Linked DNA regions of Homo sapiens: regions 1, 2, 3 and 5 are each linked to region 4. Evidence: chromatin loops called from intact Hi-C (ENCODE). Cell type or tissue: endothelial cell of umbilical vein. All regions are shown on one strand. Each heading gives the region's core, and the rest is flanking DNA. Links, peaks and the distances in the headings are about the cores only. Region 1 has its middle 260 kb from the start of LINC00460. Region 2 overlaps EFNB2 (ephrin B2). Region 3 has its middle 270 kb from the start of LINC00460. Region 4 overlaps LOC107984626 (a long non-coding RNA gene). Region 5 overlaps LOC105370346 (a long non-coding RNA gene).

Evidence for each region. Hi-C counts contacts between places; a loop is a spot of excess contacts. Peaks named below come from ENCODE experiments on the same cell type or tissue, not always from the same donor. Only the 100,000 strongest peaks of a DNase experiment are listed, where the experiment ranks them.
Region 1: a loop joins it to region 4, with 4 times the contacts of the local background. A loop is called at or near these places in 2 of 110 quality-filtered maps.
Region 2: it touches region 4 in a loop (4-fold over the local background); 5 of 110 quality-filtered maps call a loop at or near these places.
Region 3: a loop joins it to region 4, with 4 times the contacts of the local background. A loop is called at or near these places in 4 of 110 quality-filtered maps.
Region 5: a loop joins it to region 4, with 4 times the contacts of the local background. A loop is called at or near these places in 7 of 110 quality-filtered maps.

What each region holds. Positions count from the first base shown.
Region 1 is chr13:106,114,300-106,120,694 of GRCh38, forward strand. No RefSeq gene overlaps it. Among named protein-coding and RNA genes, the nearest start is that of LINC00460, 260 kb to the right of the region's middle. In endothelial cell of umbilical vein, for the core only: no CTCF peak of the experiment used is centred there; a DNase peak (open chromatin) is centred at 2,872; H3K27ac peaks cover 1,235 bases.
Region 2 is chr13:106,493,513-106,499,907 of GRCh38, forward strand. It overlaps EFNB2 (ephrin B2), which reads right to left. Exons shown (of 5, transcript NM_004093.4): 3 at 2,236-2,328; 4 at 1,369-1,482. Among named protein-coding and RNA genes, the nearest start is that of EFNB2, 39 kb to the right of the region's middle. RefSeq lists an enhancer at 1-815. In endothelial cell of umbilical vein, for the core only: no CTCF peak of the experiment used is centred there; DNase peaks (open chromatin) are centred at 2,719 and 3,773; H3K27ac peaks cover 1,683 bases.
Region 3 is chr13:106,101,961-106,108,355 of GRCh38, forward strand. No RefSeq gene overlaps it. Among named protein-coding and RNA genes, the nearest start is that of LINC00460, 270 kb to the right of the region's middle. In endothelial cell of umbilical vein, for the core only: no CTCF peak of the experiment used is centred there; a DNase peak (open chromatin) is centred at 2,471; H3K27ac peaks cover 1,440 bases.
Region 4 is chr13:106,346,489-106,352,883 of GRCh38, forward strand. All of the region lies in intron 1 of LOC107984626 (a long non-coding RNA gene), which reads right to left. Among named protein-coding and RNA genes, the nearest start is that of LINC00460, 27 kb to the right of the region's middle. RefSeq lists an enhancer at 2,301-2,948. In endothelial cell of umbilical vein, for the core only: no CTCF peak of the experiment used is centred there; DNase peaks (open chromatin) are centred at 1,753, 2,683 and 3,103; H3K4me3 peaks cover 579 bases; H3K27ac peaks cover 3,074 bases.
Region 5 is chr13:106,469,242-106,475,636 of GRCh38, forward strand. It overlaps LOC105370346 (a long non-coding RNA gene), which reads right to left. Exons shown (of 2, transcript XR_002957491.2): 2 at 2,506-4,970. Among named protein-coding and RNA genes, the nearest start is that of EFNB2, 63 kb to the right of the region's middle. RefSeq lists enhancers at 2,532-3,731, 4,009-4,696 and a silencer at 2,900-3,194. In endothelial cell of umbilical vein, for the core only: no CTCF peak of the experiment used is centred there; a DNase peak (open chromatin) is centred at 3,130.

The sequences.
Region 1 (6,395 bases), core at 411-5,410, 230 kb before region 4:
GAAAGTATAGAGAAATCTCTTCTAGCAAATAGTCGACTTCCTTTTTTAATTCCTTAGGATAGGCCCAAACATATTAAGTTCAATGTCTGTCTGGGACATACCATATTTACTCGTGCAGTTCTTAAGTTCATAAGGGATTCCCAATCACAGCTACTGAAATCTTACCCATTCCTTCCCACCTGTCAGTGGTTTTAAACCTTGGAAAAATTGGGGCAGGGGTGGGAGAATTTCAAAAGAGAAAACAGAAAAATCAAAGAGAACAAAAGACGAAGGGAAGCTGAGAAGAGAAACGTCAGATTGGGAGAGTGGGTATCTGTGGGAGATGCTGCATTCACTCAGGAGGAAGGAAGAAGAATGGACATCACCAAAAATCTATCAGCCAGGCTCTCTCATTTCTTCTCTCCTTTCGTTCGTTCCAAACGTCACACAGGGAGCACAGATCCAAAGTACTTCCATTTTTTTCTCACAGTAGAATAACTTCATAGAATAAAATTCTACACTGTTACAATGAAATCCAGCACAAAATATTTTATTTTGTGACTAACATTTGAAATGATCCCAAGAAGATAACTTCAGCCAGAGAGGAGATCTCCCTCTCCAATCTTGGATCTGGGAAAAGCACCTACCCTTTTGGCTCAAGATAGGACATAAGAATGGAGGTTTTTAAACTCTCCTTCTCAGTTTTTTCTTTTCTATATTTCCTGGAACAATTCCTGGGACTAGACATTTGAAAAGGTGAGATAAATTATACCAACCTTTTCAGGATCACATATCTACTGTATGTACAAATAATAAACTCATCTGTCGTGCTTAAAGCATTCCAATAACTAAGGGTTTGCAATGTCTGACTGGGATGATTCAGAAAATACATGTCTTCCACAACTATTTTTATGGATCCCTAATTTGGATTGTTATAGCTCATCTCCCTCTCCTGATTCTTTTAAACTATATCCAAGCCACATAAAATAATATATTCTACCAGACATTCCTTATTTCCTTCAACACCTTCACTGAATTAAAATCAGAAGCTAAAGAATGCAATGTTTCTTTTCTGTACCCTAGGCATAATTCCAGTTTTGACTCATATGTATATAAAGTACGTAAGCATCTTGATTCTTCCAGATCATTTCCTGACCTAACTTCTTTGAAAACTACATAGAAGAGGTAAAAGAACAGTATTGACCCTTTTATTCTACATGGTAGGGCCCTTCAGAAGTCTAAACAGTCTTTTCTGCAGTTTGTGGTGAAGATTCCTCCTTAATTGCAGTCCTTAAAAACATCTATCAGAAGACTAATAGTTTTGTTAATTGAATTTTTTTCTTTATTCATCTATGTTTCCAATAAATATTTTGTCACTATTATAGTTAGAGAGCCTTTGACCACTTAATGTCCAAAACCAGTCCAAGCCTGTCTTCAAAGCATTCCAACAGTATCATAATCTACACAATTATGTCTACAAAAATTGGGTTTAAAAACCACTACTTTTTAGGTGACTTCTCTTTTTACATTTTTATTTATATTTTAAGTTCCGGTACACGTGCAGGATGTGGAGGTTTTTTACTTAGGTAAACGTGTGCTATGGTGGTTTGCTGCACCTATCAACCCATCACCTAGGTATTAAGCCCAGCATGCATTACCTATTTTTCCTAATGCTCTCCCTCCCCACACCCTACCCCCGACAAGCCCCAGTGTGCATTTTTCCCCTACCTGTGTCCATGTGTTCTCATTGTTCAGCTCCCACTTATAAGTGAGAACATACAGTGTTTGGTTTTCTGTTCCTGCTTTAGTTTGCTAAGGATAATGGCTTCTGGCTCCATCCATGTCCCTGCAAAGGACATGATCTCATTCCTTTTTATGGCTGCATAGTATTCCATCATGCATATGTACCACAAACAACCCCATTAAAAAGTGGGCAAAGGACATGAACAGACACTTCTCAAAAGAAGACATTCACACGACCAACAAACATATAAAAAAAAAAAGCTCAACATTACTGGTCATTAGAGAAATGCAAATCAAAACCAAAATGAGATACCATCTCATGCCAGTCAGAATGGCAATTATTAAAAACTCAAGAAACAACAGACGCTGACAAGGTTGTGAAGAAATAGAAACATTTTTATACTGTTGGTAGGAATGTTAATTAGTTCATCCATTGTGGAAGATGGCGTGGTGTTTCCTCTAAAATCTAGAACCAGAAATACCATTTGACTCAGCAATCTCATTACTGGGTATGTACCCAAAGGAATATAAATCATTCTATTACAAAGATACATGCACATGTATGTTCATAGGTGACTTCTTTTTTAATGAAAACTGGGATATGTGTATGAATTTCAATAATGGAATGGGGCTAGGGAGCACCTGAGAAGCTTTAGGATGAAAGTAGGGCAAATACATTTACAGGGTTGAATACAGAATAAGGTAGTTTATGTTATAAAAATAAGAGTTATATGGAATATGCCTGTTTAAACTGTATGTAACCCTTCCTCCACCTTCAGAAGGGTATGCTGTTCTGTTCCTCATTTAATCCCAGGTACACAATCAGGAGAATGCTCTTATAACCAGGATAAGCCTGTAATGAACAGTCTCCTAGCTATTTACTTGAAATCTGTAGCTCATTCTTTGTTTTCAGGCAAAAACACATAATAGCAATCAACTTTTGAAGGAAATAGGAGATCCAAGACAATGCAAGCATTTGAATCTCAATTTGGACATCTCTGGATTGTGATCCAGTTAAATAATGCCTCCCACTGTAGTTCCTCAGTCCAGTGCAAAGTCAAGCCCCAAATGGCTGAATGAAAATCTGAAAGGCTTGGAGAAAATAAATGGACTGTCTGCTTTTCATTATGTTCCAGTCTCAGGATGAGGATACATCTGGTTTTCTGATTACACTTTCCTGTAGTAAAGAAAATTTTAGCCTAGCAGGTCAAACCAGCTGATGACTAGCCAGCTCCAATTACTGACCTGACCTGCTTCTAACCTCAAAGGGGAAAAAAGAAAACCCTTTTTACTCATTCTTAGAAACCGAAATATGGGTGTAGAAGGTTGTTGGTTTTTTTCCCTTGATTAATTAAAGTTGCTTATTCAAATTGTGCTTTAGTACATAGTCTTTAATTATAAACAAAATAATGCCTGACTTCCTTTATAAAACAACACTCTAAGGAAAAGAGAAAGAGAGGCTAGACCCTTTTATTCTTGTAATAAAAAACAACAAAAGCACAGCAATTTCAATATGGCATTTGGAACTTGATTTGTTCTATTTAATGAATAAAAGATAATAGTATTTCTGAAAGGAGACAGTGTCTCTTTAGATAAGGCTTTTCAAACACTTTTTTGTTTGTTTGTTTTTGTTTTTGTTTTTTGTAAATGGGCATCATTCTAAGAGCCATTTCCAACTTACAAATAAATATCACCATGGGTTTCAACTAACTCAACTAACTCAACCAGCTTTGCTGGTATATTCGAAATATGTTCACCAGATCTACCTATAGCTCCACCTGAAAAAATTCCGCACCGCTTCCCAATTTATGAAGGGATTGCACAATAATTTAACACAAATTCTGTCAAGCATTTTAAAGCAACAGGAAAAATCCTTAGCTCCATGTTGAGAGAAAGCTAATTCAAGCCAATCCCTTGCAGGAGAATGCACATAAACCCGCCACTTCTGTTTGCATGTTATGATTTGAAATGTAGTTTGTTTCTTAGGTGAATGTAGCTTTTGTATTAGGTTGAACCATCTGAAATTGCCAATATTTGACTTTTTGGACCTATGAAAATGACAATTTCAGATGGCTCAAACTAATTTTAAAAAGATACTGTATGTAATGAAATAATTATATTCAATATGTCTAAATAGTCATTTCTTTAAGTCTGTAACCAGACTTTTAAAGATAATTATTTTCCAACTTAGTGGGATGATGAATCACCAGCAACATTCCTAAACTCTATTGATATGAAGAAACAGTCTCTGTAGTGTGTTTCTGCAACGATACTTTACAAAAAAGCAAACTTCATCCCTCACTTCAGAAGAAACACACAAATATTCATTTTGATTTACATTTTGTACCATCCTTGTAAAGCAGGTAGCGGTTTGCCCATTTTAGCCATAAACTAATTAAGAGAGAGAATATAAGTAACAGGGCAAGAATTACTCTGAGTCTGCTTCCAAATCCATCCCCAGAACCTGGACTTAACTCTCTTCTTTGGAGTATTTAAATCTCACTCAGCAAATGAATGCTGATTCTCTGGACACTTTTAATGAGTATAGATCTGAATAGTCCATAGATGCTTGCTTTAAAGGCTTTTAATTAAATCATGCAAGTAAAAATACAAATAAAAAGTATGTGTGCATTCATGTTATCATGTCTGATTGCTTCTCCTCTTTTTTATTCCATATTCTAATGAACATATTTAAGTTTCAATCAACATTTTTGCTGATTTTTATGTGTCAAACTCGTCAATGGCTTCTGTTAAGTCTGAAAAGTTACTGGGTTAGGAAGAACATTGCATTATTAACTAGAATCTGAAAAATCAGTAGAAGAATATTAACGGATCTAATGAACATAATGAACAGCATAGCCTTATAGAATGGTTGGCAAAAAAATACACTGCAGAGGACCACGCAACATTCTCTTTAACGTGTGCACGTTGAGCACATGACTGCAAAGCCCACTTCTCTTTCACTTAAGGTGAAGATGCTTCCGCTGAACCTCCTATCTGACAGCATTCCCACAGCCGAGCAAACGTTTATAATTAAAAGTTTTTAGCATGCCAAGGCAGGAAGTTGCTCTCTGGGCTGCGCTCCTGCTTTTCATTCTGTTCATTTGCCGGTTTTAAAATGACGTCCTTTCCATTTTGCCGCCTGCAGTGCAATTCAGAGCTGACCTCTTTGTCTCTCTGTGTTCCCCCACGCAAAACAAACTGCACCCACACATTGCTCAGCTGCTTGTCTGCAACCATGAACTACTTTCACACCCGAGGGAGGAATGTCCCTTTTGTTTTAAAGAAACTGAAATGTTGAATGTTTTCAACCAAGTCTACATCCTTTCGTGCTTTTGGTATTGTGTCTACCAGAGGTTGATGGTTCAATACAGTCTTGGTAACAATTATAATCTATCAAAAATAACAATATCAGCAACCATAAATGCTCAGAGGAAATCATAAAACACTACCTGCCTTGCGTGCTCAACAGATAATCATGCCCACTCTAATCCCAGCTTTAAACATCAGCATTTTCCCCTCTAGCACTCTCCATTTTAGGACAAGGCTTCTTAAAGAGCTCGCTGCACTCCCTGCCTCACATCCTCACCCTCCCAAGAGTCTCCTTATCCCACTGCCTTCTGACAGGCCCTGCCACCATCCTTTTTTTAGGGATTCCCAGTGACCTCTATGTAGCCCAACCCAATGGCTCTAAGAAAGTTACCTACTATCTTTCTTTGACACTGATGAGAATACCACTCCTGAAACTGCCTTAACCAGAACCCCTGACACTATTTTTTTTCTTTCCTTTTTTTTTTTTTTTTTTCTTTGAGACAGGGTCTTGCTCTGTCACTTGGGCCGGAGTGCAGTGGAGCAATCGCAGCTTACTGTAGACTCAACCTTCTGGGCTGAAGCAATCCTCCCACATCAGCCTCCCAGGTAGCTGGGAGCACAAGTGCATGACACCACTGCTGGCCAATTATTTTTATTTTTTGTAAAGTCAGGTTCTCACTATGTTTCCTAGGCTGGTCTCAAACTCCAGGGCTCAAGCAATCCTCCCACCTCAGCCTCCCAAAGTGTAGGGATTACAGGTGTGTGCCACTGCACCTGGCCAGCTTTTCGATTGCCTTTTTTTTTTCCTATCAGTCCTCAGTTTCCTGCATGGCCCCGCCTGGCCTGCCTGCTCCTTGAGTTTTGGTGTTCCTAAGATTCCTGACACGGAATCTCCTTCCTTTTACATGTATTCAATTACCCTGAGCATTCTCAAGGTCAACCACAGTGTCCTTCCCTTCCCCAGAACTTCTTCTCTTCCTGACCAGATGACCCACAGGTAGCACTGCCAAGCCCAAACCTAAATTCACCATCTTTCTCAGCATGGATTTCTTATTTCACATGAAGACACCAGTATCCACTCAGCATCTTAAGCCAAAAACATCAGCATTGTTTCTGACTGTCCCCTCTTCCTCACTCATCACAGTGAATTTGTAAAAGGCCTGTCATTTCTACCTTCAAAATGTCTTCAAACATCCTCAACCATCTCATCATGTCTGACCTGTTCCAGTCAATTAACTGGTCCTGACTGTCCTAGTTCCAAGCTATACTCCACACGACTGTGTGAAGGGCGTAGCATGCAATGCACCCATGCTGCCACCCTATTTATCACCCCTCAATGGCTCTCCCCTGGTGCTGGAGAT
Region 2 (6,395 bases), core at 431-5,430, 150 kb after region 4:
GAAAAATAAGCCAGGCTTATTACTAACTAGAAGCTGGACTTTGCCTCGCCAATACCTCGTCTAAGAGCTCAACGCAAAAGGAAATGAGAGGTATCTCTAGGAGGGACTTCCCTACCCTCCCAAGCCACAGGGTTTCCTTTGTATCATTATCCAGCAAGAGCACAGACTGTCGGTGACAGCCAGCCCTTGATCTTGCTTCATCTTCTAACCCGTGTCAGCCAGCCTGGGGCAGCGGCAGGGAAGAAAAAGGGAAGTGGCCAATTCTCCAGGTCAGCGGTGAGCGTTTATGTGGTATTGCTCTTCCGCCTCCTTTGAGAAAGGGAGTTTCATGCAAACCTTCAAAGGGCCTGCCTTCTAAAGAAGAGCCCTGCCTCCTGGCAGAACAGAACAGCTCGGGAACGCGGAAGGAGTGAGGGGGCCTGGGAAAATGTTCAGCTCGTAACTCGTCTGTATTATTTGATTTACACTTAAAATATATTTGGAAGGCAGCAGAAACTCTCACACCGAACAGACTGCCAGCCCAAATGTTAAGCACTAAAAAACTGCCTGGCATCATTATATTATCCATTTATCAGTTTGTCACAAGAATTTGACACATCTTGTCATTGAAAGTTAGAAATAACAACTTCCCTCCTTGACTCTTGGAAAGGGATGGAATATTGCTGCAGACGATAAATTTGCACAACGACCAAGCAAGCACACAACAATCCTAATACAAAACTGCTGATGTCTGCTCAACAGCTACTCTATAAAACCTTCATTAGCATGGTAACAAATACAGAACTATTTGTTCCAAGACTGTTAAGAAAACGAAGGTCAACGACGGACAATTTTATCTGGTATTCTACACTTTTGTCAGGGACCTGTTTAATATTTTCTTTTACATGGAAAATGTGAAACAAAATAACGATAACCACCTGAAAAAATACTATTATGCAATATTTAAAAATGTTACCATTTAAAATTTAGAAGAGGATCAATTAAACCCTCTGTGGCTTAGATATAATTAGATGAGGGATTAGCACATTAATTACATATACATTAACATCAGCTTTAAGCTGGAGTTGACAACCAGCTTGATAAAATGTCAGCCAATGAAACCTTTGGCCTGACAGAGTAGTTCTAATAACTGGCACTTACAGCTCATGAACTCTACTCCTTTGAATATATGACTTTCATTGGAATGAGTTATTTTGTTCTTATTGAGTGTAATTAATAATGACTCACTGACAGCAAAGATTCCTGATCACTGTAACTTCCAGCTAATCCTAACTGGTTAGAAGTCTTTAGACTCTGCCCTACCTTTTAAGATACTACTAAGAATGTGGTACCCACAGACCTCCATACACACAGATCATGCTGTTATACCTGGATTTGGTTTTACAAAGGGACTTGTTGTCGAACTTCTTCCATTTGTACCAGCTTCTAGTTCTGGACGTCTTGTTGGATCTTTATTCCTGGTTGATCCAGCAGAACTTGCATCTATATGAAAAACAAATGATTAATTACGGCACAGACATCTGACAATATCTAGCTTTAGGAGCTGCATATATATTTCAACAGGCATGAATAGCAATGAACATAAGAGTCTTTATGCAAAGTACTGTGAAATACAAGAATATAATTTTTCTTTTAAAACAAAATGGTTATACTAGTTATTTCAGAGGTTTAGAACGTGAGGCCATCTGTGGAAACTATAGGGATTCTTGCATTTGGCAGGCAAAGCATTGCAGATGACATTTCAATTTAACTGAGCAAGTTGATTGACTACTATACCAATTTTTAATTAGAAGAATAATTATTTCTTTCTGCACAATAGGTTATCTATATTGGAAAAGTCACAATGAACAAAACTCTTCTGTAGTCAAGATTCAGAAATGAGCAAAACTGCACAAGCTTTTAGTTTTCATTCTGGATATTTTGATTTTGAACCAAAGTGTTTTGCTTTTTAAAAAGAAATATCTATCTATCTATCTATCTATCTATTATCTATCTATCTATCTATCTATCTATGGCAATAGACATTCTACCTTGCTGATCTTAACTCTTAGATCTCCAATAAAAGCTTAGTACATTGACTTGAGGAAATCTGTCAGTGGCTCAAAGTGCAGAAGGGTTTGCTTTGAAAACTAAAAAGAAGAGCGAATGAAGGTGGGCATCGGCAACATTAGCACCATACTAGCTGGGGGCTACACCAGGTCACAGTGGCGTCATGAAGCAGCAGATGGTCTTTACCTTGTCCAACTTTCATGAGGATCTTCATGGCTCTTGTCTGGCACACCCCTCCCTCCTGGTTATCCAGGCCCTCCAAAGACCCATTTGATGTAGCTGATTAAAAATAAAATGGACAAAACAAAAAAATAAAGAAAAATCAGGAAATCAATAAGCCAAGTTTACATGAACATGAAATGTCTGAAAACAATTTGAAAAATAAGAATTCACTCTTAGTCACAAGTTTTCTGAAAGTATGGGGATGCTGAAAGCCAAAAAGAAAAAGAAAAAGAAATAAAGAGAAATGGATATCGGAAACACTGCCGCACGTATGCTATCTGACTCCAAATTTATTTAGGCACTTTCTCCTTCCTTCACAAATGACTGATTTAATGTTAGTCTATAAATAAAAGGGATGGCATCCTTCAAAAAGTCTATGGACTCTTTTGGGGCCAAACTCAGAAGAGCAAAATAGTTAATGCAGCCATTTCCAAACGTGGTAATCATCCCCCCACACCTGCTTCCTCCACTGCAGATTTCCTGCTTCAAGAACAATTAGCTTGACGCTCTGTTTGTCAAGCATCCAAGTTCTGTAAACACTAGACCAGGAGCCTCCCACAACCCTTGTCTTCTTTTTTCAGCCTTATGCATGCTTAAGAAGTATACCAGAAATCAGGTCTTCAAAATCTCCCCTTTTTCCTCCATCGTTTTGTAAATCAGAAGAACATACGTGTTATTACTGCCAATGTCAACCTTAGTCAACCTCTTCAACCAAACTACCTGTTGCGGGAAAACTCTGGCTGAATAGAGGGTTCACACACATGCCCACCACTCATTCTGGGTCCTGTGGCAGCCCTGGAGAGAAAGTGGGGACTTTTACCAGCCACTTGCTGGTGTTCACCAACTGAATTCCCTCTCCACCTCAGCAGTGAGGAGTGGAAGGAAGGACAGAATCATTTTACCATTTTCAGCATTTTTTTTTTCAACAGCCTATGCTCTATTTAAACACATCCTTGTTCTGTCTCTTTAGACCAGCGAGGTCTCTGAATAGCTTTGTAACTCAAGCTGTAAAGAGATAGGCTGCCAGGTACTTTAATGAGAAACAGGCTTTGAATTACAGTTCAAGTTCCAGGAGAGAAAAGAAGGTGGAGAGTGCTAGACATTTTCATTCCCCTAAAGTTCAAGGGGCAAGGAACAAAAGTGTTTCATATACATTTCTGCAATTTAAATCCATTTTCTACCTGATTATCAAAGTCTTGGCTTGTAACACTGTACTTTGCAAGGGACTGAAAAAAGGATTGATTTTCTGGTAAAAATAAATCCCAAAGACATTCTTCTAATGGGATTGTTTGTTTTCCAAACAGTAGGTCAGCAAACAAGTTCTATATGCATTTATGGTAGAAATATGCATTCCACTGAAATTATATTAACTACAAAAATAAGGCACTTATTTACTTGTCTTTGTGGTCTTGAATTAACTTTACTTTCACTGTTTTCCTCAAAACAAAGACTGCCTCTTCTGTGCATACATATCACTGTGCTTCTCTGAGTGCTTGCTTAAACTTTACAGTCTCACAATTGCATCTCATTCTTCTGTAACTGTGGATAAATTTTTCCCGGGAAACTGGGCAATAATTGCCATAATAATACTTGTCTTGGAAGGGTAGTAAGAAGCAGACAGTATCTGTTTGTAGATACAAACATTGTAGACCATTAAGAAACTATTCAGCAGACAGCTTAAAAAAAAAAAAACCTAAAAATTTTGTACACTTCTGTGAATCTAAAAAAAATCTTTTTAATTATTTAATGGGGCTATTAAAATTTTTTTTTATTATACTTTAAGTTCTAGGGTACATGTGCACAACGTGCAGGTTTGTTACATATGTATACGTGTGCCATGTTGGTGGGCTGCGCCTGTTAACTCGTCATTTACATTAGGTATATCTCCTAATGCTATCCCTCCCCCAGTCCCCCACCTCACGACAGGCCCCGGTGTGTGATTTTTTTCAGTTCTTCATTCTGCTCTTTCCCTTTTCCCTCCTCCAAATATGTGACTAAATTTTAAAGTATCCTTTCCTCCCAGAGGCTTCAAACTATGAGTTTCTATGAGCAGATCCTATTTCTGGACCATTTCAGAGCAGAGCTATAATCTTCAATTAATTGTTGAGAATTTTCCTATTTGATTTTTCTAAAAAATTAGGATATGTCTGCATATAGAAAGAAGTGAAAGGCTGATGTCTCTATCTGGCTGATAGTTTAAAATGTTTGGTTTACTTCATTCAGGTGGAATCCCAATGTTTTTAAATTCACAAGCACATAAATGAACCTACACGCAAAAGTGCACTCAAACTCAAAGTTAACTTACTTTGAGTTACTTACTCAAAGTAAGTAACTGACTTTTTGTTGCTAAAAGTTTCAACACTAAGCTGAAAAATGACAAAATGAGATCTGAAGGGCAGTGCACAGAAAGAAAGGGGAGGAATACAGATGTATTTATTTTAATCTTGAGGGGGAAAAGACAGTCAAAGATTCAGATCCAAAAGAAAAACAATTAAATGAGTATCAGCAAGAGAAAAACAGGCACAGTAGAGCAGTTACTTGTAAATAGAATTGAGAACTGCGTCTGCAGAGGGAGAAACTGCTGATGACTTCTGCTTTGTCAAACTGGAAGCACAAGAGGTGCACATTATTTGATTTTTTTTTCTTTTAATTTGTAGGTCAGTGCCTTTTCTGAATATCAATGCTTTTGTGCGGAGCTCCCTAGGTTTACCAAAACGGGGTCTTGACAACCACAAATGTAAAATCTCTAGAGTATTAAAATTCAATTGGAATCTATAATTTAACATCCACAGACTATAAGACAGTAGGAGGAAGGCTGTGTTGCATAAGAATGAAACTGCTTTGCACCTTTAAGAGTGAAAACTTTTTTATTTCTTGGTTTAAAAAAAAAGTGTGTGGGGAAGAGGGAAACATTCAAGTCTTAGAGTTGAAGAAGGAAAAATCTACAGATGCTGCCTTTGTAGGTTCCTCTGAAGCCACAGGCTATTGCTTGTTTGGGGGAGTGTGCTTGCCACGTGGGGAGCAAAAGTGGGCTGAACAGTCTGAATGCAGACAGTTTTTCTGCTATATTCAGCATTTTGCTTCTTTTCCTTTTAAGTCAACCTGTGACTTGCAAAGGGTACTGGAAGATACTGAAAAATTCACTACTAATATCAAAATAACATCCCAAATACTTGGTTGCTTATAAAGGGGCATTTAAAATACAGTTACACGTTCCACCAGGAAAGATTTTTGCCATGAGTTAGAAATGATCTAAGGTGCCATGAACTGTTTTAACCCAGTTAGTACACTGGTACTAACTGAAACTCCAGGAGGTAAACTTTACAAGTATAACGTAATTCAAAATGACTTCAGTCTATTTTATACTTGATGTAAGTATAGCTTCCCATAGTGAAAATCACCTTTCTTCTCCCCTGCTACATCCTCATCACAGAGTGTAATTCTTATGCTGAGGTTCCAAACCCCCCTCCTTGAACAGTGACACAGCTAAAAAAAAAAAGTCTCCTATCCCAATTATACCTCCTTCCTGGCAGCGAACTCTGAAATAAAACCACAAGATTAATATTCTGATTTCTCCTGCAATAGTCACCAAGAAGCTCTGAAAGGCTTAGTGGCTGATTTTGAAAAATAACAAGAAATTGCTAATGCTTGGGAAAAAAAATCTATTTCCATTTCAGGAGACAATTCTGCAATTATTTTCATTGTTCATTTGAATGTACTGGGAATTTTTAACTTAGAGAAAGAGTGAAAATAAATTGTTAGTTCATTATACTTAGTTTTTCTTTGTATCTTTCTATCAGCGTGATCTAATGCAGCCACAATCATAGTATTGCTACATAAATGAAATCACATTTAATCATTCAGAGATAGAAAAAATAACATTGTTATAACTAAGCTTTTAGGGCCCAGATATTTTTTTTCCCTTGGCTCAGGAAAAAAATAGACTTTACAAATTTAAAAATTACCAGAAAATTTCTCTATCCAGTTGGAAAATAGGCTTAATAAAGATACATGGGCATTTTACAGCCTGTTTTTAAAAGCTTTTGCTTCAGGGGTCTAACTGCATGTAGTAAGTATATAGAAGTCACTACATTGTTCCCCCCAGGGCCTAATTTCCAGTGGGT
Region 3 (6,395 bases), core at 583-5,582, 240 kb before region 4:
AAGGCTGGTTGGAGGCACGCTGGTAAGAATGGAGTTCTGTGGATCTTGGAGCAATGAATATTTGTCAGAAGCAGATCTTTGGGGCTGGCAAGAGCTCAGATTGGGGATGGTTACAGTTGGAGGAACCATGAGCAGCCTAGAGAAGACCCTTATGCACCAAGTGTGGTAGGGGAGCCCCAGAGTCAGGAGCGCCTGTCCTGTGGGCACAGTGAGCTTGAGACAGCTGTCTTGGAAGAAACATTTGAACAGGGCTTCACACTTCCAAGGTCTTGACCTTCCTCAGACCCCCTGAACACAGGTCTCAGAGGAGGGAAGGGGAAAGTCAAGATACACTGAGGTCAAATGGTCCTGCAAGGGTATTAGTCTGTTCTTATACTGCTGTAAAGAATTTATCGAGACTGGGTAATTTATAAAGGAAAGAGGTTTAATTGATTCGCAGTTCAGCATGGCTGGGGAGGCCTCAGGAAACTTACAATCATGGCAGAAGGGGAAGCAAACACGTTCTTCTTCACACGGTGGCAGGAATGACAAGTGCCACGCAAAAAAGGGAAACCGTCTTATAAAACCATCAGATCTCACGAGAACACGCTCACTATCACAAGAAAAGCATGAGGTGACTGCCCCCACAATCTCATCGCCTCTCACAAGGTTCCTCCCCCAACACATGGGGATTACAATTTGGATTACAATTCAAGATGAGATTTGGGTGAGGACACAGAACCAGACCATATCAGCCAGCTATGCAGGAAGGGGTCCCAAAATACCATTTAAATTAGCTCATAGAAAATATATTGCTCTTTCTTCTGGTACAACGTGAGTTTTTGAATGGAGATTTGCACGGAGTATACATTATTTTAAAGCAATGCATTTTAGAGCAAACACAGATATACTTCGTATTCATATGAATTTATAAAAGCAAATTCATACTTCAAAGAAACATCATGCTCCCTTGGGCTGTGACTTCTGTCTCACTCAACTATCGGTTCGATGAAGCAGAAACTGTGTTTTGCCTGTAATGTCTTCCCAGGGCCTGACACATCACCTCACTCAGAGGAGGTACCAAATATTTGTTGAAATAATAAATGAATGCATGACCTCCTCTGCATGCATTCAATAGAAAATTTTCAGATATTCTCAAGATGATGCAAAATATATGTACACACCAGGCACTATACCACTGTCTATTTTTAAAAACATGGTTTTCTTAGGCAGATGTGTATCATTAGCAGGTGTAACTACGAATGATCCTATGGGTCTGATGATATGAGCAGATTAAACACCCTCTCACATTCGTTTGCATTCTCTCTTGGAGCCAGACTCTGAATAAAACAAATATTAGCTCTCTGCCTTTTATATGTTGTTTTCTTCTTTAGGTTCTTTCCAGCCATTCTGTGTCCAAATGGCTTTACAGTAGTGTATCTTCAAGATGCCTATTCTTTATACTTTTACTTTCCAACCATTCCCAATCTGAGAAACTTTTTCTCATCCAGTGCATGTCAGTACCCGGTGAGATAGATATATTTGGTACGTATCAGTAGAGGCATATTCTGTTGCTTTCTTCTCAGCACAAATCATAATTAACACCTGTCAGACTGGAGACAGTGATATGTGTACTTTGAGCATGGCTGAAGGAAAGGGAAGACGTGGGTATAGTCAGGGATAGCATCAAAACTTTGTACTCCCTGCAAGGGCAGGGGCATCCCCAATCAGAGCAGCGACCACAGCAAAAAGCACAGCCTCCCCTTAAACTACCAGCACAGCCTCACTGGTGTGCACCACCTGAGCATCCCGCCAGGTACCCGTCATCAACCCAACTCATCACCTCCAACGGAACAACCAAGAGGTGCGGTGTTATCACGGGTACGGATCTGCTTCCCACCTTTCACCAGAATACCTCCATGGCCTCTCCCTCAGCCCATGTGTTGACTTTGCCTGTCTTCAGCTTTGCTGCTATTTTAAACTTGGCTTTCCTGGTCAGCCTGGTGCAATCAGACCACAGGCACGAACCCTTTTACGACGTACCTTCCGCCCAGCCCTTCCCCTTCATTCTCCTGCCTCCACCCCAATCCACGTCCTATCTCCTTGCACAAGAATGACTGTAACAGCTTCCATACCCTTGGTCTCTCTGCCCCTGGTGAGTCCATTCTTCACACCTCTTGGCGTTAGTCTAATTAAAACCCTGTCTGTTCTGTCCCTCTACTATTCAAAAGATTGTAGTGGCACTAATTGCTCTAAGGAAAAATTCCAAATTCTTTGGAAACTTTCAAAGCTCCATCTTCCATTCATTCAGGCAACAAGTTTTAATTGAGCAGCCACTGTGTTGCACATACACTTTTAGGTACTGGGGATTCAGAGAGGAAAAAGGACAAAGATCCTTCCCCGTTTTATGGAGCTTTATCTACTCAGTCAGGCCCTCACTGGGACAGAAACACATACCAAGCCCATGACTGTTTGGGGCTTTTGTTTGTCTTGTTCCCCTTTCTTTCTGACTCACTTTTAATACTTTAGAATTCATCAGTATCCTTGGAGCAGTGTGCCAACCTCCCCTGTGGAGCAGCTGCCATTCCCATGGGCTCCCTCCTCACAACAGACCTGTCCTACCAGGACCAGAAAAGAATGTGACCCTCCAGCTGACACTTTTTACCCCTTTTTCTTATTGTACTTAGGTTTTCATATTGCTTGTTGCTCCACTAAAGTATAAGCCTCTGCCCATGGGACACGGCTCTGTTGGGCTTGTTCTCTGCTCTGTATCCAGCAGCGAAAACAGTGCACAGCATGTAGTGTGTGTCAACAGATATCTGTTGAATAAGTCAGGGAAGGAAGAATAAATGCATTGCCATTCTTAAATGGCTTTTCTTGCATTAAATGATTGTATTCTAGTTTTCTGTAGGAATATCTATAGGTCATAATAATGATAGCTGATATTTATGGCATGCTTACTAAGTACCAGCCATTGTTCTAAGCAATTTTACCCATACTATTTTACTTCATCCTCACTACAATCCTTTGATGTGGGTTTTGTTATTATACCCATTGTAAAGAAGAGAACACTGAGGCACAGTGAGCAATTCACCTAGTCTAAGATTAAAATGCAATTGGTTCACCCACAATACAAGCTGTTCCCAGTATAATGGCATGTATATTCATAACCACCTTGTCTTAATTACCTTGGTGTATCATAACAAAATACCATGTATGGGTGGCTTAGAAAACAGAAATATATTTCTCACAGTTCTGGAGGATGAGAAGTCCAAGATCAAGGTCTTGGGCAACCTTATTCACATCCTGATGAGGGCCCTCTTCCTGGCTGGTGGATAGCCACTTGGCAAAGACAGAGAAAGAGAGAGACAGAGAGAGAGAGAGAGAGAGAGAGAGAGCACTCTGTTATTTCTCTTTATAAGAGCACTAATCCTAACACATTAGCACATCACCCTATGACTTCATCTTACCTTAATCACCTCCTGAGGTCCTAACCTCAAATCCAGTCACATTGGTGATTAGGGCTTCAGCATATACATTCTTTTGTAGAGGGTGAGCACAAACATTCAGTTCATAACACCGGTTCTCCCTTCAGCCCATAAACATTTCTCAAGCACCTTCAGTGGGTTGGCACTTGAGAAGAGGAATAAATCAAGCTAACTCTCCACCTTCAAAGATATCTCTTCCTAGGGGAGAAGACACATGAGCAAAATTTCAGTATAATGACAGAAGTTCTCTAATAAAATTATGAACCTATGTTCATAGCTATGAGCACAGAGGTGGAAGCACACCACCTGCAAAGGTCAGAGAAGTCTTTGCAGGGAGCCACATTTAGACTCTGTCTAGGGCAAGTGTGCCCAACCCGTGTCCTGCAGGTCACATGCGGCCCAGGGTGGCTTTGAATGTGGCCCAACACAAATCTGTAAACTTCCTTAAAACATTATGAGATTTTTTTTTTCTTTTAGTTCACTTACTATTGTTAGTGTCAGTGGATTTTATGTGTGTCCCAAGACAATTTTTCTTCTTACAATATGGCCCAGGGGAGCCAAAAGATTGGGCTCCCAGGTCTAGAGTAACATAGAACAGTGCCATGCAGTTGATAGGAAGTTAGAGATCCCAGACTTTAGGAGCAACGTTTGAAAAGCCTCAAGGCCCTGGTAGCATGAACCTTTTAGAACATTTACCATTAGTTTGGTAATGCTTGAGCTGGGAGACCCATGTGAAGGGATTAGGCCAGAATTCCAAGCGAGGGGCCCACATGGACATCTGTATGCCATAGAAAGCATGGACTTCTTCCTGGTGCATTTTAAACAGGAGAGGGATGTAGTAGTGAGGTTGGGAACACGGATGGATGGAAACAGCAGGAGTAAGTGACAACAGAGAACAGGCCAGGTGGAAGTGCTACATATTCACAGAAGAAATGGTGCCTTAGGAGGCTGAATGGTTTGAATAAGGGACTAAATGCCTTGCCAGAAAGGAAGGAGCAAGAGAGCACCCAAGGTTTCTGGTTTGAATGCTGAATAAGTGAGGGCTCCTTTAACTGACTTGGAAAATATCTTTCAGCTGAGAAATGCTACCATCAAGATAGCGATGGCTTGGAGACAATTATCTCGACTCCACCCGGAGTTTAGCAGTGACTTTTGGAATCAGAATATAGATTTTGGAGTCGTCAGCTAATAAATTGGCCATTTATTAGCAGCCCTAGACAGTGACAATAGAGGGTTAGGGAAGCACCAGGTCATTCTGGGAGTAGGGGCCCCACGTGCCTGGAGGAGTCACCTTCTCACGAAGCCTGCCCTGATGGGGAGAAGCGAGGGAGACAGAGAAATGGAGATTTGGGGAACACGGAGGGCAAAGGCAATGCTCTGGTGGATGCCGAAGAAACGATTGCAGTGAACTCACAGGCAAACAAGAGTCTGCAAATACAAGTCACATGCTGGAAGAAAAGTTTAGTCTATTAAATATGGGCATTTTCTCCCTTGAGATTATTTTTAACAAAACCCTGCATTAGATTAGGAAGTTTATTAAATTCCATGTCAAAACGAACATCAGACCCATTATCTGAGCCTCCCAGGGAGGGTAAGCAATTTGTGCTATAACAATAGCTAGTAAAAGTGAAAACTAAATGCTGGGCCACCACCTCACAGTGATGCGTGGTTATTGCCGCGAAGACTCAGGCCAGCAGCCCAGCTCCCCAAGGCCCCGTGCAGCATTACAGAGCTGAAGGATTTGCCAGGGTCCCAGGGCTGGCCCCACTTTACAAGCTGCTACTCAGGGGCAGAGGCACATTTTCTGAGCTCATTAGACTAAAGTGTAAAGCAAGAATGCCAGTGTAATAAGTTCAGAGAAATAAAGCTGTCACACAGCCTCAATTAGCAAGACCAAGACATTCTGTCCCGAAGGTTAAGCCATTGGACAAATCGAATCACCGTCAGGAGCCTCTTTGTTGAGATACCCCAAAGATTGACTGCATAAGGACCTGATATTCAAAGTAGTGTGTGCAGCTCTTTCTCCCTGTATACCAAGCCAACTTATTCATTAACTATGAGAATTTACTGTGGCAGGAACCAAAACACTTTAAATTCACAGACCTTCCCAGGGGAAGCCGATCCACAATCAGAATCTTCTTGTGAGCACAGACTAATCACCAAGGGGTGAGAGTACTGGGTATTTAAATGGCATCAGGCAAAGGTGTGCTGAGCTGCGCATCTCACGGAAGGGACAGCTTCTGCTACTAGGAGATTATTTGGCGAAGCTCCGCCCATTGCCATTGCACTTGAGAGGTTCTTACCAAGGGAGCCAGGTGCTCAGGAGTCCCTCGGCCAGTGTGCCTCTCTTCTCTAGAGGGATGGTAGCAACACATGCCTGTGAGACTCTTCTTCATGTCCATTGCAGACACTGGGTGCCTAATGGAAACATTTTGTTTTTCTCCAGATATGGAAATGAATGTAAGCTGCACTGCAGTCTCACAAGCCCTGTGGGTCTGTTAGAGGGTCGTTTTGCACATCTGTACTTGCTGCTTTAGGTGTTGATGTTGCAGCTGAACCTGCAATAGGCAAGCTTATTTCCTTCCTAAGAGAATGTGGGGATGTCTTGCTGTGTCTCTTAACTTTGCAAAATTGTAAAGTGCAGGAGTCCAGGCTGAAAGCCTGGTGTGCTGGATCCTAGTCCCTGGTTCTTTCCAAAACTCGAGTCCCTCATCTGCTCTCTCCGGAGCAGGCTCGCTCAAATGTTTTGCTCAGTTGTCCTTTCCAGCTCTGAGTCTCTGGTCTATAGTTCTGCAGTATTCACTGAGCAGCAGCCTTAAGTATGAATGATTATGAGGAAGAGATTAAAAGAAGAGGAACTATTCTCAAGAGCCTATAGTTTTAAAAATCTGCACCCTTCAATTCTGATTTAGATTTAAATCTAGCTCT
Region 4 (6,395 bases), core at 687-5,686:
TCGAGACTAGCCTGGCCAACATGGTGAAACCCTGTCTCTGCTAAAAATACAAAAATTACCCAGGTGTGGTGGTGCATGCCTGTAGTCTCAGCTACTAGAGAGGCTTAGGCAGGAGAATCACTTGAACCTGGGAGGCGGAGTTTGCGTGAGCAGAGATCACCACTGCACTCCAGCCTGGGCGACAGAGCAAGACTCCATCTCCAGACAAACGAAAAAACAGTTCAGATCTAAATTCTGAGCTCATTTGAAAGCATAAGCTAATTATTGACTTAGGAAAGTTCATACCCAGATTTAATAAGTTGTTGTTTTATGTCTTTTGTTGAAAGGCAATTAAATCTCACATACAAGTAGTGAAAGAGTGAGCTGAAGCAAAATCAAAATTGTAAAAAATAACACAGAGTTTGATAAAAGGATGAAATAGGTCAGTTTCATTGAAACCATATTGATAGCAGATTTGGTTCAAATTTAGTTTTTTTCTTACCTAATTTTTAAAAAATGTTAATCTTCATCTTAGCAAGTCTAACATCAAATGTCTTTTGACAACTGTACAGGAGTTTGCACAATTTATTTAAAAATTCAGAAGTGGAGAATATTAACTTTATATTTAAAATGCTTAAACTTAAAAGTTGGTCAATAAATAAACAGCATAATATCAAATAAGAAATAAAAGGGTCATATTTTATTTTAATTTCAAAGTCCTTGTAGTTCCCTAGGACATGAAAAATTTTAGTCTGAATCTCAAGTATTCTTTCTAAAATTAATTATTTAAGGCTTTTCAATAATCTATAGTAGTAAAGAATCAAAGAGGAATATGGTTTTTAGTCTTTAAGAACTCTTACTCTAGAAAAAAAAATCCAGTCCCACTTCCCACAAATGCCAACACTGCAGTTGTAACAGAGCTTGTCAGGTAAAATTAATAGTGTCATTGCATTATTTTCTCATTGGAATGGGCACAAATGAGCAAAATAAGAGCCTAGAAAACAATAATAAGATAAATCTGGCACTACTGATTGATTCTGGCTTCTATTAATTTTTATGTCTCAGAGTAAGAAACAAGCGCACGTTTAGTTTCTGACAAAAATACATTTTTTATTGCTTTCTCTATTATTCATCAAATTAGAGCACCAGACTTGATATCTGTGAAAAGTTAAGCCAATCAATTTCTTGGAAATAGACAGGAGATGTTTATTTTTAAGAGCTATTTACCAAGCTAAACATTTTAAGAACTGATGATACCTTTCTTTTTGGATTATTTATTTTTGAATCATGTGAAGAATTTCAACATGTAATACTGTTAATGTCAATTAATTAAGTAATTTCAAGTAAGTCATTCTTATTTTTAAAGTTCCCTAAAGGAGTTTTATTTCCCTCTAGTAATTGTGAAATATTTGGATAAACACTTGCTGTGTGAATTTGAGTGTCTTTCTTTCACTGCCTTAACACTATATCAAGTAATTAGTCCACAGGACTAATTACAAGCATACAGATACTGTTGTTATTAAACTTGTTCACACAGATTAAAATAAGAATGGATCTTAGCGTTGTACAGTGCACAACTTACCCAAGGGTATATGGCAGACCTGTTTAGTGGTATAGGTAGTCATTTTACGATTATTTTTTTAAGCAAAATCATTATGCTATGACTAAGTCCCTTTTTGCCAGATCCATACTTTAGATAGGTTACCTATATTGTTACTGCCACAAAAGAGACCATAGGGCTCATAGCAACAGAGGCAGAATAAACGCCTCAGTGAGATTCCAAGAGCATTAGTCATTTGACAGCTTCTTCTTGTTCACAAAAAAGCAAGGGCAAGCTCAATCTTTCTGATGAACTGAAGGACAGGCGCAGACAAAAGGCTGATACTAGAGTCTGATATTTAAGAACAAATGACAACTCTTAAAATGTGCTCTAGCTCTGAAATGCACAAGAAAATATGAAAGTCATTTTCAAAGCCCATTCCTTGATGTTTCTTTTAAAAAAGAAACATCATCTCTGGAGCTTTTGATTAAAGAAGGGTGTAATCACTCTTTTTAATTCACTCTGATTTCACCTCAAAAGGGACGCTCAAGTTCTCTTTATCCCAGTTTGGCTCTTACTTCAAACCAAAGATTTTTTTAAAAAGTTATCACAGTTTGAAGGCTCTTCCCAAATGCTTGGAACTTCGGGGATATTTACACATACTAAACTATACTTTTTAAAAAAGAAATTGATGGTCCTTATCTGCCAGAGACTAAGTCAGAAGCATTTTAGTTTAAATACTGTAGCATAGATCATGGGACATAACCCAGGCATGGAATATATATACTTCAAAACTATCCCTGCTGTTTCTCTGCATTCGCTAATATCTCTACGGCAAACATGCCATGCTTTCTAAAATAATAAGGAAAATTGCCTTTATTTTTTTTTAAAAGAATATGTCATATATTGTGCTTGAAGATTAAAATCTGAGAATCAGCACCATTTCAGGTCCAAAGATGAGAGATCCTGCTTCCTACGGTGTAACTACAAGAAGAAGAAGAAAAAAAAATACCTCAGAAACCATTGTGTTAATTGATAAGTGCACGGCTCAATAAAAGAATGGGAAAGGGTTGAGAAGCAGGGGCAGCCAGGGCAGTTAACACTCAAAAGCTGGTGAGCCTGTCCAACTAATCTGCCTCGTTTGTTTTCACAGCTTTGCCCGGAACATTTGCAGGGATGGCCCGACACTCCCCGCAGAGCCTGAGAGCGAGTGGCGAGCCAAGATACCAGCGGCACAATGTTTCACCTGCGCTGCCAGATACTCAGACAGAGAAAACACACGACAGTTTGTCAAAACAGCCATCAGCGCGGCGCGCTCGTTTTTTCCCGCAGCCCCCGGTCCTGGCTGCCAATGTACACGGCCAGGTTTATCTAAGGGCTGGAGAGCTCCTCTCTTAAATTCCCGGCGAGGTGGGGATGATGTGGCACAGGAAGGGACCGGGAGCGCTCCCCGGGGAGCCCAGGCGCTACCTGGAAAGGGTTTGCTAGACCCATTAACCCAGGTTCCCACAGCCTTCAGTCTTAGTCAGCACCTGCACGGTGAAATGACTCAGACACAAGGAAACCATCAGGATCAAGAGGGGCTCTGAGCTTCACGGGGAAGCTGGGCTTTTTAACCCCCTTTCCCCCACCATTGCCTGACTCATATGATTTAAAAAAAAAAAAATACAGCGTGCAATAAAACCTGAGGCAGAATCGGTCTGCCTTTGTCTTCCCTTTGTTATCGTGCAAAGCAAGCATCAGGGTTGCCTTTGTTGGCTTTCCAATTCGTTGCCAGCAGAAGCCCATGTGATAAGAACTTTTTGATTAAGCTCTAAATCTTTGGCACATATCTGCAATGCCTAATTATGAAAGATCTAATAATATGTTCCTTGTGTTTCTCTGACAACCACATGCATCTCCATTCAGCATCCCTGACGCTATTGGAAGTAGAGAAAGATACTGACACTACAAATGATTGCACAGAGAGGAGGGGGCATTCCTTAAACCTACACAGAACGGAGGCTGATGTCTTCATTAGACACATACCTAGCAGAAGACAAAACAGATTATACACAAAAACAGTTCGTTTAAAGTCAATTTTTGTCAGGAAAAAAAAATTGTGTTGCTTGGCAATTAAAACAAGTAGAATAAGATACTTTTTAATTAACATCTTCAAGTGGTAGAGGATGTTCAAATGTTGCTACTGTAGAACTTTCTGCCTCATCCTCTGTCTTTTTTAGATTATATATTTCTAAAAATACATTAGGTGACAGTTTAACAGGCAGGAGAAAGTATATTGGTTTTCTATACATATGGAAATGAGCTCTCTCAGGCAATAACTGGAACAATTGTGGCAAAATCTGTATCAAAGGCAGTGGAAGCTGGGCAACGCTCCCTTCCTATGATCGGTGTGTGAGCCCTGACTTAATGAGCTCCTACTAGAGGTGCTACCTTGAACAAACAGTGCTTGGTCACCTCCATGCCCCACCCTACAGGCTGCCTGAAAAGTACATAAAGGGAGGCTTCTTAGAAGTGAGATTTACCAACTACATTTGACATTTGATCAAAACGTATGCATTTGCCTCCCTGAAACAGAAGTGAAAAATACCAAAACGCTGTCACCGTACCAGGGGGTTTCAGTCTCAGCCTTCTGGGAAAACAATCAGGCAATTCTGTTCCCTGACATGCTTTAAAATATACTTTTTAGAAAATAATCATGGATTCTTACACAGAATCAATAGGGTGCCCATGAAACCATTTTAGTCACACTCTCTGATTCACAAGACTGAAAAATGGGATCAATTATGGCAAGTAAATGGGTGGAGAGGGGGTTCTCTCGCCATTGAGCTGAGACCTCCCTGGCAGCTTCTCACCTGGGAAACTCAGAGCCATCTTCACTTACATCCCAAAAGATATGCAATACGCATTATTTCTGAATTTTTAGAACAAAAGATTAAACAATAGATAGAGGAAGTCATCAGGCTCCATTTTCCAAATGTCAAAGTCATTCTGCAACTGCTTTTCCTAGCTCACCACAAACCTCATGGTTGTATCTCTTTGTCTTTTGGACTCGGATTCTTCAAGCACTCGAATCCTATGATCCTGTTGTTTCCCCTTTTCTGGCCTTTCACTGATTTAGCTCATTGAGACCTGACGATATCACATTAGTAGATTTCTTGTTATTTTTTCTGGATTGAACAAATAGTTGTATGTTATTTATATGTTGTCATCAGGCCTGAACTTTGCTTGAAAAAATTAGATGTCTCATTTTTCTCTAGATGTGTTAACTGTTTCTAGCAAAAAGCAACCTTTAAATCCAGAAAACTTTTCCCAAGTTAATGCATCACCAGAAAGTGAAAAAGTTTCCCTTTTCCCTGGTGATCACAGTCGATTAATCGCAGACTCCTGGCGTCCACTGGCCCACCCAGTGTTTGTAGGGTCCCACGTAAGCAGAGCAGAAATCACTACCGCTGATCAAGGAGAGATGAACAGCATCACTAAACAGTGTTCAGAGACTTAGCAAATCATTAGCAATCTCCTCAGCCATGCAGCTAATCTCATCACTCAAATTTCTTGGTTGTTCTGTTTTTCTCTGCCAGATAACACTTTATCAGACTGAAATGGAACTTCCCTCTGATCAGGAATAGGGCATTCAACAAACTATATACATACCTTTGATAGCTTCCTTTTTGGAAAGTGAGGGAGTTTAATTGATAAAGTACCAAAAAAATGAAACTGGAGTCCTAAAGTCTAGACACAGTTTTAGCAGCCAAATTGTAAACCAATGGGCTTAGTTTTGACAATCATGTGAAACACAAAGAACTAGAAAAATTTGCTGTCATGGTCTTTCCTTAACCAAGCATGTAAAGCAAGAAAAAAAAAAAGAAAAAAATACAAATAGAAAGTGCTTACCAGCAATCTGGAAAGCACTTTTGAAACAATGTCTAAAAAATCAAAGTGTTTATTTAAATTTACATTTATTTAAAATAAAAAATTATGCATGGAATTTTAATTCTTGTGTTTGAGTTTTGCTCATCTTAAATTAGTTCTTATTTTTAGAAGATGCATATATTATATATATTATGCATTATATATATTCATATATATATTACATGTATATTCTTTAAGATCTCCTATTTCTCTCTCTTTTTTCTAATCTCTCTTTTTAACAAAGCAAGATACAGGTTGAGTATCCCTAATTCCAAAATTTGAAATCCAAAATGCTTCAAAATTCAAAATTTTCTGAGCACCAATACTCAAAGGAAAAGCTCACTAGAATATTTTAGATTTCAGATTTTCAGAGTAGGGTTGATCAGCTAAGTATAATGTAAATATTCTAAAAGTCCAAAAATTCCAAATTCTGAAACACTTCTGATGCCTTTTGGATAAGGGATACACAACCTGTGTACATAAGAGAACTAACAGAACACTCATAAATGTTACAAGCACCTGACGACTAAAAAAGACCGAGACCAGGGCTTACAACTACACTGATGAAAAAGTCACAAAAAAATTAACAGCCACTTTGGAAGATAGTTTGGTGGTTTCTTACAAAACAAAGCATACTCTTACCGTAAGAACCAGTAATTGTGAGCCTTAGTATTGACCCAAATGAGTTGAACTTATGTCCACACAAAACCTGAACATGAATGTTTTTAACAGTTCTATTTATAATTGCCAAAAGTGGAAGCGGCCAAGATGCCATGCAGTAGCGGAATGAATAAGCAAGCTGTAGTACATCCATACAATGGAATAATATTCAACAATAAGAATAAATGAGCTGTCAAGCCATGCAAAGACATGGAGATACTTTGAATGCATATTGCTGAGCAAAAGAAGCAAATCTGAAAAGTCTACATATTGTATATGATCCCAACTACATGATATTCTGGAA
Region 5 (6,395 bases), core at 775-5,774, 120 kb after region 4:
ATAGCAACTGCTACTGTTCATAACAGCATGGAAGCCGGCCCTGGCGTTGCGCACACAGAGCTGGTGAAAGCCTCCATTACCTCTCCCAGTGACTCCTGCAGACACACGGCACCCGGGGAGAGGGGAGGTGACGGGCTAATAATTGGGAGTGATAAGGAGCTGCTAGGGGGCAGGGCGAGGGCTTGTCCTGTGTCGACTCTGACAGCGATCAAAGCCAGGCCTTGGTTCCTCAGCTCTCCATTTTGCTAACAGTCTGAAGAATACAAAGCGAAAAGCAAAAGATGCCAAGAGCAGTGTTGCTTTTGAAGGTGAAGGCGCACTCTCCAGCCTGTTTCTCTTGGTAAGTGAAGACAGGAGCAGCAGAGTCTATGAACAAACAGGGATTTCTCTTCTGTTTTGGAAACCCTGAGCACGCCAAAAATAAATTTCGGTTTGTTGGTTGGTTTGACATCTAGTTTTGTTTTGATCACTTGAAGGGAAGAGCGGGGAGATCATAGCTGGGCCTTGGGAGAAACAGGGAAATTCCAAGGAGAAGGTTCCAGGGGGAAGAGGAAGTTCAATTTTGAAAAGTGTCTTTTATACCAGGCCTCCAGAATTACTAGGTGCTTTATTCGGGTCTAAATAAAATCTTATTGACTACAATAGCAGCAATAAAAAGAAACAGAAAATCCCCATGCTGTGTTACCCCCGTTAACACTACTTGTTTTTAGATGATTTAATCTCATAAGCATGAGAAAGCAAAAGCGCTGAAATGCAGGGGGCACCTATTTGGTTTATTCCTTACTCCGCTTTTTTGTTTTGTTTTGTTTTGTTTTTTGTTTGTTGTTTGTTTTGTTTTTTTGAGTCAAGATCTCACTCTCGCCCAGGCTGGAGTGCAGTAGCGCAATCTCGGCTCACTGCAACTTCCGCTTCCCAGGTTCGAGCAATTCTCTTACCTCGGCCTCCCAAATAGCTGGGACGACAGGCGCGTGCCACAATGCCTGGCTAAGTTTTGTGTTTTTAGTAGAGATAGGGTTTCACCATGTTGGCCAGGCTGGTCTCAAACTCCTGACCTCAGGTGATCCTCCCACCTTGGCCACCCAGAGAGTGGGGATGGTTTATTCCCTACACTTCATGCCCAACTTTTTCTTATTTGAAGAAACTCTGAAGCACTTTTTGCTTTGAATATATTAAAGCGAAAAAGAAAAGAAATAATTAGTGCATTATCCTTACCAGCATCCTGTTTCCTAATTCTAGAGAAAATATTTTTACTGAAAAATAAAACTTCTCTTCCAGTGATGCCAGTGCTGGCTGCAGTGTCTCCTCCATTTCGCCTTGTGCTCTGACCCCAAATGATTCACCTCTCCTGGGATTCACAGCCAAGCCAGCCCCGACAGGGTCTCCGATATTTAGTGAGGATCCTTTCCTGCTCTCTGTTCCTTCTTGACCTGTATCTCCTGTTTCCTAAGGCCTGTGCTCACCCTAACTGATGCCCCTGCTAGGGACAGTAAGGGAGAGTGTGGTTAGGTCCATTTGTGGAAACGCCCACACGAGTGTTTTAAGCAGATTAGGATCCCATTGGATTCCTCTTGCTCATTGAAGCCTGTGTATGTTGCATCTAAATAACACAAAATACAACAGCTGAGACATATTGAGTACTCAGCATGTGCCAAGCACCTCGGAGCATGGTCTCATGTGTGCCTCACGACAGCTCTGTGAGCGGTGCTCTTACCACTGAAGAGAAAACTGAGGCTCATGGAAGTAAAGGAACTTAGCTCTGGTCACAGAGGGGGCAGAGGGAAGAGCTAGGATGACAGCAGTCGGCCTGACTCCAAAGCCCCTTCTCTGAGCCAAAACAGTGCATCCAAGCCATTTTTAATATCACAGCTCTTTTTTTTTTTTTTTTTTTAGGTGGAGTCTTGCTCTGTCACCCAGGCTGGAGTGCAATGGTGCAGTGGCATGATCTCGGCTCACTGCAAACTCCGTCTCCCAGGTTCAAGCAATTCTCCTGCCTCAGCCTCCTGAGTAGCCAGGATTACAGGCGCCCACCACCACGCCCAGCTAATTTCTGTATTTTTAGTAGAGATGGAGTTTCACCAGGTTGACCAGGCTGGTCTTGAACTCCTGACCTCAAGTGATCCACCTTGGCCTCCCAAAGTGCTGGGATTACAGGCATGAGCCACCAGTCCCAGCCAGTATCACAGCTCTTAATTTGAAAAATGGAATGTTTGACTCCCGTAAGTCCATCAGCAACATCAATGAATGCTGCTTTCTAGTGGAACTCCCCCTGTAATCATCACACTATTCCACAAGACACAGGGAACTACGTTGTTCTTTCTATAAAGGTATAACATGAAATGCCCCTTGGTCACCAACAGAAAATGCGAGTGTCCCCACAACACCTTGCAGTTTTGGCAAATGCCTTAAAATGTCATTGCCGTTAGTACAATGTACTTCTGAATTATACTAGATCTTGTTACTTAAAGAGTTAATCAAGAGGCACACGTAGTACTAGATCACAATTACTTCAATATTTTGATAACTGTATTTCAAGATATTTGGTTTCCTTTGATAGCTGTTTCAATATAACTGGTTTCCTTGGTGCCCGATGTATTTATGTTATGGGTTTAAAAATATTATTCTTAGAAGGGGCCCACGGGCTTCATCAGACTGCTAAAGAGCTTCTTGGCACAAAGGTTGATTAAGAACTTCTTCTACACTGCCTCTGTTGCATGCAAAAATCATGCCTCCTCAACCATGAAGTGATTTTCTTTAAAATGGACATGTCACTTCTCCTTCACGGGGGAGAGTTGGTTTCACAGATGAGGCATACCCTTAATGCTGGGAGGGTGTGGCCGGCAGGATCTGCAGGGCCCAGCCGACTTTCTAATCGGTCTGGTTTCACCTAAGAGGGCAGCCCCACCCGGTCTCTGAGTCAGCTGTGCACAAAGCAGTCGGAACTGACAAGGTAAAGAACGCCTGACTCCTCTTTACAAACCCCAGGCTCCATTTAAACTGCAGATTCCGCGGGCATTTCTTCTTATCTAACTCCGCCCTGTGGGTTCCCAGGCGCTGACTCCCTCATCCTGCAGTTTCAATCCCTGCCTTGACTCATCCTCCTGGGCCTGCCTCTCCCCTCCAGAGTGCCTGTTCCTGCCTGCTCGGTGACTGAGCTGATCTCTCTAGGAATGACCTGTGTGCTGATCAAGCCGACACGTCTCTTTGCTTCCCGACGTCCTGATATGGCAGCAAAGGGTGGTAGAATGAAGTCATTCCTGCAAAAGAAGCTGTGAGAGGAAATACAGATGCAGTGGCTGAATATGAAAGTGCTTATGTTCCCAAAGGAAGAAAATGCTAAATCTCAATTAGAGGTTGGAAGAAATAATGACGCAGTCTTTTTACTTTTGTTCTTGCTTTTGTGTGTAGTTTTGCTTCTTTTTTTTTTTTTAATCTGTCTGGGTTTGCAAATCTCTGAATAATATCCACAAAGCCATCAGGGGTTCCAGGTTCCAAACCCTGCCATGTGTGATGGTAAAGGTGGCTCACATTTCCCAGGTCCTCCTAAGCTGTGGGTAGAACAGGCTCCTGTTTACACTCATGACTGGAATTTCCCTAGCCCGTCTACCTCCCTTTTAAGCACCTTTAAATTCCCCTTAATCAGTGTAAAAGTTCTCTAGGAAGGTCTTACGTGTGTTCAACAAATTCCTCTTGACTACAAGGAGGTGGTCACCATTTTCCTCCTCTGCTGCTCCAGCTAACTGGGTGTTATCCAGCTTCCGGTCCGTAAGGAGTGACCCAGTGTCCTCTGAAGTCCCCACCCTAGTGACATGCCTACCAAGGGCCATGGCACTGTGGCTGTGGCCTGAAGTCAGCCCCCAGCATGGAAAGCTGGGCTGAGCCGTGCTTTTTGAAGGGAGCTGGTGGGACACAGGCCCGGCTTGTGGCAGCACGCTGAAATGTTTTCTGAATTGAAGTCGTGTGCTCTCACCGCACAGCAGAGATGGCAGTGAGACTGCTCTTCAATGTGTACATTTCCTCCATTTCAGTACCTTGCTCAGGCCTCTGACGGCAGCATGTGAGGGCTGAGGGCCAGGCCAGAGCTGAGGGCGGAGTGGCCAGCAGTGTGTGTGCCCTCGTGCATCAGGTGTCCCTGCTGACCCTGGCATTTGGCATTGAGTCAGGCTGATAAGCCTTGTCTCTGTCTGGTTTTCCGACAATCCTTTCCCAGGAAACCTCTTGGGCAAGTTTGCATTCACAGCCTCAGGCACTGGGACACAGGTTTGGGGTGGGCTAACCCACCTGGTCCTCCAGCAGCCCTAGGCAGTCGTGAATCCTGCGGGGCTGCAGTTGAAGCGCAGGCCCAGACCCCGTCTCCCCATCAGGGCTGAGAGAAGCTGCGCCGTCCTGGAGTGAGTTTCCCACGCCCGCTGCTAGAAGTCCAGTTCAACAGAACAGAGCCGGCCAGAGCCTTTGGGAAGGTCTTCACGGCAGAAATGGAAATTGTAGTTTCTATAAATGTTTGCCAATATTCTTTTTATTGGCATATTGTACCCATAATAAATTATTTGGAACTGTTGTCAGTTGTAACTCAGTAATTATTATTAAGACAAACCCTATGGGGGCTGCTAATTTGCTCTTATGCATTGGCATTGCAATTTTTTTTCTTTTTTTTTTTTTTTTTTTGTTTTGAGACGGAGTCTCGGTCTTTTCTTCCAGGCTGGAGTGCAGTGGCATGATCTCGGCTCACTGCAACCTCCACCTCCCGGGGGCAAGCAATTCTCCTGCCTCAGCCTCCGGAGTAGCTGGGATTACAGGCACCTGCCACTGCACCTGGCTAATTTTTGTATTTTTAGTAGAGATGGGGTTTTACCATGTTGGCCAGACTGATCTCCAACTCGTGACCTCGGGAGATCTGCCTGCCTCGGCCTCCCAAAGTGCTGGGATTACGGTGGCTCACGCCTGGCCTGGAATTGCAATTTTGATGCGCTACCCTGAAAGGAGAAGTGAGAGGAAGCAAATGCTATCATCCTTGGTTATGACTTTTTTAAAATTAAATAATTGTTAAAAAAAAAAAAACTATCTTTACCATTCACTGAATCTGCTGTATGTAAATGCATCAACAATAACAAATGCAACAAAAGCAAACAATCTTATTTCAGACAGTGCTGTTTTAAGCACTTTACTTATATGCAACCATATAACCATCATGACAGCACGAGGAGATTGATACTGCTAGTTTCTCCATTCTGCAGATGAGGAAACTGAGGCACAGACTTAGAAACTTGAACTCATTCTGAGGCAAGATTTTAAGAACTATAACCCTGCGGATGCAAGAATGTCTTCTCGCTTGTGAACTGCGTCAATGGCTTTAACACCCATAGTACACTGAACTCCTTTTGAGGATCTTAAAATTCCACTGCCAGTGTTATTCATTCACACTATGGATTTTGACCTATTGGAAATTGAGGAAAGTAGTGAAATAAATGTAATGAGGCAGGTTGTTTTTAAAACTGGAAGGGAACAAAAATATATACAAAACATCAGATTACATCATGTATGATAATAGTAAATTTTTCATGAAGTTTTGCTTTAGTTGTGTGGTGTGTGTGTGTGGTGTGGTGTGTGTGTGGTGTGTGTGTGTGTGTGTGTGTGCACGTGGGTGCATGCTAGGTAACCGTGTAACCTAGCTGGGTTGCAGTCTAAAGGATTTGACAAACACTGTCCCCAGCCAGGCAGGGTTGTGAGAGTTTGGGCACTTGCTGAGTTAACTGACCCTCCCGGCGAACGTGTAACTGGTTCCTTATCCTTATCTGAGCTGAGGTATCATACCACTTGGCCTCTGCAGCACAATGCCAGCTGTGAGCTTCTTTCACAGTGAGAGGGAAAAAAAAGCATATTATCTTCATGGCATGAGTTAAGCACAGACCCCAGAAATGGAGCCCCCTCCCTCCTCGGCATGACTCACCTGTGATGCTAATCACAGAGGAGCTACAGCAAGCCTTCCTTGTCCTCCCTCCCTCCCTCCGATCGCCCCTCCTGAGGGGACCTGCACTGGTGTTTCTTCTAGGGTAGAGACTTTCACCAACCTGGCAACTTGTTAGAAGCTGGTGGATGTTATCCCAGGAGTGCCAGCCCAGTGGAGGCCCCACGTCACCCTCCCTGGGTTCTAATTATGGGGATCCTTGCCTACCTCCTCTGAGACGTGAAAACCACTTTGTGATTGACTAAGCCATCTTCATTCTTGTATTTTTCATGCTCCTGGCTTAGGAGCCGGCATAGTCACAGCTCATTGCATATTTGTTGAATTTGTGAGGTTTTGATTTTGATGTGTGCAAACATTTCGAGACATAATTTGAACGAATCATTAAAAAAGTAAAATTATTAGCTGAGCATGGTGGCATGTTCCTGTAATCCCA